2 separate regions of the Mus musculus genome follow, and region 1 is linked to region 2. The links are chromatin loops, found by intact Hi-C in ENCODE. Cell type or tissue: left cerebral cortex. All regions are shown on one strand. Each heading gives the region's core, and the rest is flanking DNA. Links, peaks and the distances in the headings are about the cores only.

What was found. A loop is a pair of places that touch in the nucleus more often than their neighbours do. Peaks named below come from ENCODE experiments on the same cell type or tissue, not always from the same donor. Only the 100,000 strongest peaks of a DNase experiment are listed, where the experiment ranks them.
Region 1: a loop joins it to region 2, with 3 times the contacts of the local background. A loop is called at or near these places in 7 of 42 quality-filtered maps.

Annotation. Positions count from the first base shown.
Region 1 is chr1:106,541,418-106,544,330 of GRCm38, forward strand. Bcl2 (B cell leukemia/lymphoma 2) reads right to left here. Exons shown (of 2, transcript NM_009741.5): 2 at 1-1,981. The coding sequence ends at 1,847. Among named protein-coding and RNA genes, the nearest start is that of Mir3473f, 3.8 kb to the right of the region's middle. In left cerebral cortex, for the core only: a CTCF peak has its summit at 1,503 (motif pointing right); a DNase peak (open chromatin) is centred at 1,504.
Region 2 is chr1:106,424,012-106,426,924 of GRCm38, forward strand. No RefSeq gene overlaps it. Among named protein-coding and RNA genes, the nearest start is that of Gm41928, 98 kb to the right of the region's middle. In left cerebral cortex, for the core only: CTCF peaks have their summits at 1,323 (motif pointing right) and 1,526; DNase peaks (open chromatin) are centred at 1,327 and 1,665.

The DNA.
Region 1 (2,913 bases), core at 120-2,619, 120 kb after region 2:
CTTTTTCTGTTTGTGTGACTAACAAACATTCTAGAGGTCATAACTAAATACAATTTAAACAATGCTGAGATGCATGGATTCTTTTTGAAAGCAGCTTTTGAAATATCAACCACAGCAATAAACATTGAGTGAAGTACATTCCAACGTTAATACAGATGAATGGTACAGGGTGTGATAATGCCCCAAAGGTAATTCCACAAATACCCCCATGCTAATTCTGAACTTGGGGAAAAAGTGGTTCCCCTTTCATTAGCTGGAAATTTCATCACTTCTTTTGTTATTCCTCCATAATATACCATCTTTTTTTTTTTTTTTTTTTTTTTTTGGCCCCAGGATGTATAGATAATCTCCACATTCCATACATTCCTGAAACTTTTTATTCTCTCTCTCTGTCAGATTTTCAAATAGAACCAAACTACAAGATAATGTTTTACATGTAAATCCATAGACACGGGTCATCGACTCCGTGAGCCTCGCTTCACTGCCTCCTTAGGATTTTTGGCCAAAGTAACTTAAAGCCTTGCCTTAAATGTGACAGCACTGCCAGCAGGTACCTGTGGCCACCTAAAGCTCCGCCGGGCTTCTTCTTCTGTGTGGTGGTCTTCCTGCCTTCACTATGCCCTCAGGCAGGATGGGCACTACCTGCGTTCTCCTCTCTACAGTGGCAAGTGTCTTAGAAAGAGCAGTTCTCCTGCTCCAGACAGGCCCAGCCTGGAGGGCCTGAGGGTAGCAGACCCTGGTGAGTCTCTATTATATTGCTCTTTCTTACTGGGTAAGTCTGAGCTCAGAGACCAGCTGCTCTGTTCCAAACCCGGTGAGGAGGCTGGTGAGGGCCACACTCAGGGCAGGCTGCCCAGGCCAAGTTGCTGAGCCACAGGGAGGTTCTGCAGATGTTGGTCTCCATAAAGCAGGCACTTGTGGCTGCCTGAAGCGCTAGGTGACCCCATTCTTCCTGATGCTGAAGAAGTCGTCACACATCCACTTCCTGGAATCCAGAAGCCTTTGTTTCCTCCTCAGACAGAGTGAGTATTGGAGGAGGGGGTGTGCGTATCCAAAATATATGATTATCTACAGTCAGGGCTTAAGGTACTGGATGATATTGTATAAACTGCTAAAATGCTTCTCGGCACAATTGGTAGCTTAAAAAAATAATTTCCTATGATTAAGGGCATTTTCCCACCACTGTCTTTCAGCAGGGAAGTCTCAGTGGGTACCAAGTTCATCTGAAGTTTCCAGCCTTTGTCCTCTGACTGGGTATGTACCATGTGAGTCATATACAAAAGTCCCTTCTCCAGTCCATGGAAGACCAGGCTTTCTTGTAGGCACCTGCTCCTTCTAGCATCCTGGCCCCCAGGGCCAGTATATAGAGATCACATTGAAGCCTTCTTCAAAGCTTCTAGCAGCCAGACTGCAGGCTTCCCCAGCCGTCAGGGTCCTGTGCCACTTGCTCTTTAGATGGTGGGCCAGTTTGGCCAATATTGAAAACAGATCCATGACCACAGGCACAGGCCAGCAGGTGGAGCCACACGTTTCTTGGCAATTCCTGGTTCGGTTTTCAAAGCCTGGAGTTTCGGTGGAACTGTCTTAAATAAATAAATCTTTTTTTTCCTAAATAATGTAAAAAATAAATGATATTTCCCTTTGGCAGTAAATAGCTGATTCGACCATTTGCCTGAATGTGTGTGTGTGTGTGTGTGTGTGTGTGTGTGTGTGTGTGTGTGTGTGTGTGTGTTCTGCTTTAAAAAAAGATCACAACTTTGTTTCATGGTACATCATTGATAATGCATATAATTTCTACTGCTTTAGTGAACCTTTTGCATATTTGTTTGGGGCAGGTTTGTCGACCTCACTTGTGGCCCAGGTATGCACCCAGAGTGATGCAGGCCCCGACCAGGGCCAGGCTGAGCAGGGTCTTCAGAGACAGCCAGGAGAAATCAAACAGAGGTCGCATGCTGGGGCCATATAGTTCCACAAAGGCATCCTGCAGAGGGAAAGAGAAAGAAGGACAAAGAAAGACTGTTAGCCACCAAGAGATATCATGGCCTCCCTACTAGCAGGGCAGAGGCACGGTACCCTGTGCCCCTGCATGCCAGGTAACTTCAGACCTCAGAGGGGAATGCAAACCTACTCTTTGGAGGCAATGACAAAAAGTGGACTAGAAGCTCTTATTGTACAAAGCACTTGTGAAACAGGGCTCACCCCAAGAGATATCATGGAAGGCAATGGATAGGAAAGTGTTCAGGATAAGTCAGTAAAGACAAGAAAATTGGCGGTTTTGCAATTTTTTTTTTTGCTTGCACAGCCATTCATAAATACAATAAAGCACAGTTCAGTCAATGTCTCTCACACATTTCCTTTTTATTGTGAGCTTGCTGTATCCTAGGGACTGTACTAGACACCTAACATACATTATCTTATTTTTCATACCGATCTTACAAAATCATTTTCGTTCTTCCTGTTTAGAAGATGGCAATCTCACCTGCCTGTTGTAATGGGCTGCCAGTCAAGTTACAGGGCAGTTGTGAGGGAGAAGAGCCAGGCATAACTGCCCAGATTACAGGCTGCAGTTTTGATGGAGAGAGCCAATCTAGCTCACTTGTAGGGATTCACTGAGTAGGGGGTTGTTAGGAGTTAAAGAATATGGGCAGGAAGTGGTAGAGCCAGGATTCGAACCCAGAAACGAGCCAATGCCCTTTACTTTGCTTTGTGCTCTCTGGCACTGGGATTCTGGCTGGGTGCCACCACACCTAGCTTTTCACACAATGCAGGGAATTAAAAGCATATCTTCATGCTTGCGAAGTAAGTCCTTGACCAGCCGAGCCATTTTCTCAGCCCTCACACTGTTTTGAGTTTGCCCTACTTTCTCTGTGTGCTTATTAATCTATTCCTTCTATATGGAACTGCCTCAGAGGA
Region 2 (2,913 bases), core at 217-2,716:
AGCCTGTGTCCTGCAGCTTGGTTACTGGTGAGTTCCTGGGGCCTCACTGTTAATGCTCCGCTGTCTTCCATCTGCAAAGGTGGCGTGTGATTTCTTTCTGATCTGTGTGGTTTTATGCTCTTTTCTTGTGTTGTTCACCTGCCACAACTTCCAGTGTGGTGTTGCGGAGAAGTGGTGAGCCTTTCTGTTGCTGACCCTACAGGGAAATCTTAGCACTGGTAAGCAGGAGTTTAGTTACAGCTATTTTATAAATACTGTATAGAATTAAAGGAATTTCCTTTATTATCTTGCTGTTGTTGTTGTTGTTGTTGTTTTTTCGAGACAGGGTTTCTCTGTGTAGCCCTGGCTGTCCTGGAACTCACTTTGTAGACCAGGCTGGCCCTGAACTCAGAAATCTGCCTGCCTCTGCCTCCCAGGTGCTGGGATTAAAGGCATGAACCACCATGCTCGGTTCTTATTATCATTTCTTATTGTAGTTTTCTTTTGGAATTGAACACCTTTCGTGGTGTTTACTCGTAGTTTGGGTGCATGCTTATGTGAAGTTGCTATTCTTTTACCATTTTTCTAGTGAGTTGCTGTCCTTAGGATAGTTCTTGCACAGGTGGCTGAATATATCATATATATTTTCTCACACTCAGCTGCCTTGCTCTTTCACCTTACTAATATGATCTTTTGATGTGCAAAATATCTTAATTTCAATTAGGTCTCATTTGCCATTCTCTCTGCCTAAGTTTATGCTTTTGTGGACCTAAGTTTAGGCTTTTGTTTTCTTCTGTCCCCGCTTTGTGTATGTGTGTGTGTGTGTGTCTGTCTGTCTGTCTGTCTATACGTTGTTCTCTTTTTGATGCAAGGTTTCATGAAGCCCAGAGTGACCTCTAACTCCAGGTCTTTCTGCTCTCACTTCCTGAGGGCTGGGCGCACCCACACCAGGTTTCTGCATGCTGGGGACAGAACACAGGGCTTCCTATGAGCAAGGCCTGGACTCTGCCAAATGAGCTAGGTCCCCAGCTGTGTTATGGTTTCTGTAGCTGTGGTAAAATAGCAAGACCAAAGGCAACCTGGGGAGAAAAGGGTTTATTTCAGCTTACAACCCTCAGATCCCACTCCATCACAGAGGGAAATCAGGGTAGGAACTCTGGGCAGGAACCTGGACACAGAAATTGAAGCAGAGGGCACGGATAATAATGCTCAGAATTCATTCCATTTCCTCACAGGTTGTACAGATTTAAGAAAGTGTTTGGTTGTGAGCAACAATAAAAGCAAGAAATGAGGAAAGTTGTCTTTGAGTCCTGGAACAGGCGCTTACAATTCATCACAAAGCCACTAGGGGTCAGAGTACGATAGCTGTTTCAAACCGTGAAAACACACAGCAAAGCAGTTTATTCCGTAAAGAGAAAAGAAAAACCCAAAGTGGCTTTGCCAAAATAAAAGCAAAAATATAATATTTTAAGCTATCCTATATTTACACCAATAAAGCTCATTGATTATCAGGTGTGGCTCTACTTTTGCTGTGTTTTGTGAGACGAGGTCCCATGCAGCTCAGGCTGGCTATGTGACTGGAAATGACCAACTCCTGATGCTCTTGCCCCCACTCCCCATGTACTGGGATTTCAGATGTGCACCCTCACATCTGGATGTGACTTTGTTTTTAACTTGAAAGTCAGTGAATCAAAATGCAATTCAAACCTATTATTGTGCATTTCCAGCTTGGCCACTAGAGTGTGTAAATGCAGGTATGTGATGGTCACGGCCCTCAGAAAATGTGTGGCTGAGACAGGAGAGCAAGCAGACAGGAGGCATTCGAACTTGACAGTGCTCTGCCCTTGTTTGCTGTCATATGACTTTAGAAGATTCTAAACCTTCGTGTACCCAAGAAAACTGGCTTCCAGCTCAGCCTTGTTGTGGCTTCAGAAACATTTGAAATTGTTGCTATATGATCTTTTCCATTGGATCATTCCTGGCTCACACAGTGGAGAGAGATGATAATGTCATAACCACCTAGCTGCCAGGTACAGTGGAAAAAGCAGCCGGCAGGTCCCAGCTGGTGCGGCCTTTTAGCATCTTATCAGAGAAGTATTTGATGTGTTCATCCTGTGCATTGGATTGAAGTAACTTTTGGCTAACAGAGTCCACACTTCCCAAGCCCTATGGGATAAAGATGAAAGATGACAGTCAACAACAACAACAAAAAATGTTACAGAACAGGTTTCTCCTGGTTCATTTTTCCAAAAAATATTTATGAACGCTGAGCTCCACCTGTGGCATCCTACGGGCTTCAAAGATCTGTCAAAGAAATAAGACTCTGAAGCTTCAGGACAGTGGGATCTGTGACAGTTGTGAGGGGAGGCCAGGCAGAGGAGGCCAGGCAGAGGGAGAGGAGTCTCCACCACAGAAGGACTAGAGGAGCTGACACGGAGGCTTCAGTTACCTTGACTATGTCCGGGCATCCGGCAATAACACAACTACAATGATTATGCACTTCTGTGATCCACTGTGTCCTGTGTTCCTACAGAAAACAAGACAGAACAAAACAGGAGCATTCCTGTTGAACCCAGCTTAGAACAACACTAGCAAACATAAAAGGGTGTGTCCCATGCTGAGGGTAAGTCCATATTCACACCCACGAGTCATCTTCGGAGAGAAAAACACTCAGGCAAGAGGCCATAGCTGTTAAAACCAATAAAAGATGGAACCAGTGAGGGTAAATGTGACTTGTATTTGAAGAAAACCAAAATAGAATGTCTGGAAACAACAAAAACAAAACAAAACAAAAAAACAAAAACAAAAAACGGGGCTATTTGAACTGCTTCAGGGCTGGGGGTTGGCTAAGCCACTGTTTAGATAGATACAGCTGAGTTTGAAGGCTGGAAGATAGAACCAAGTGGGGATTTGTTACACATGAACGATAGAAAG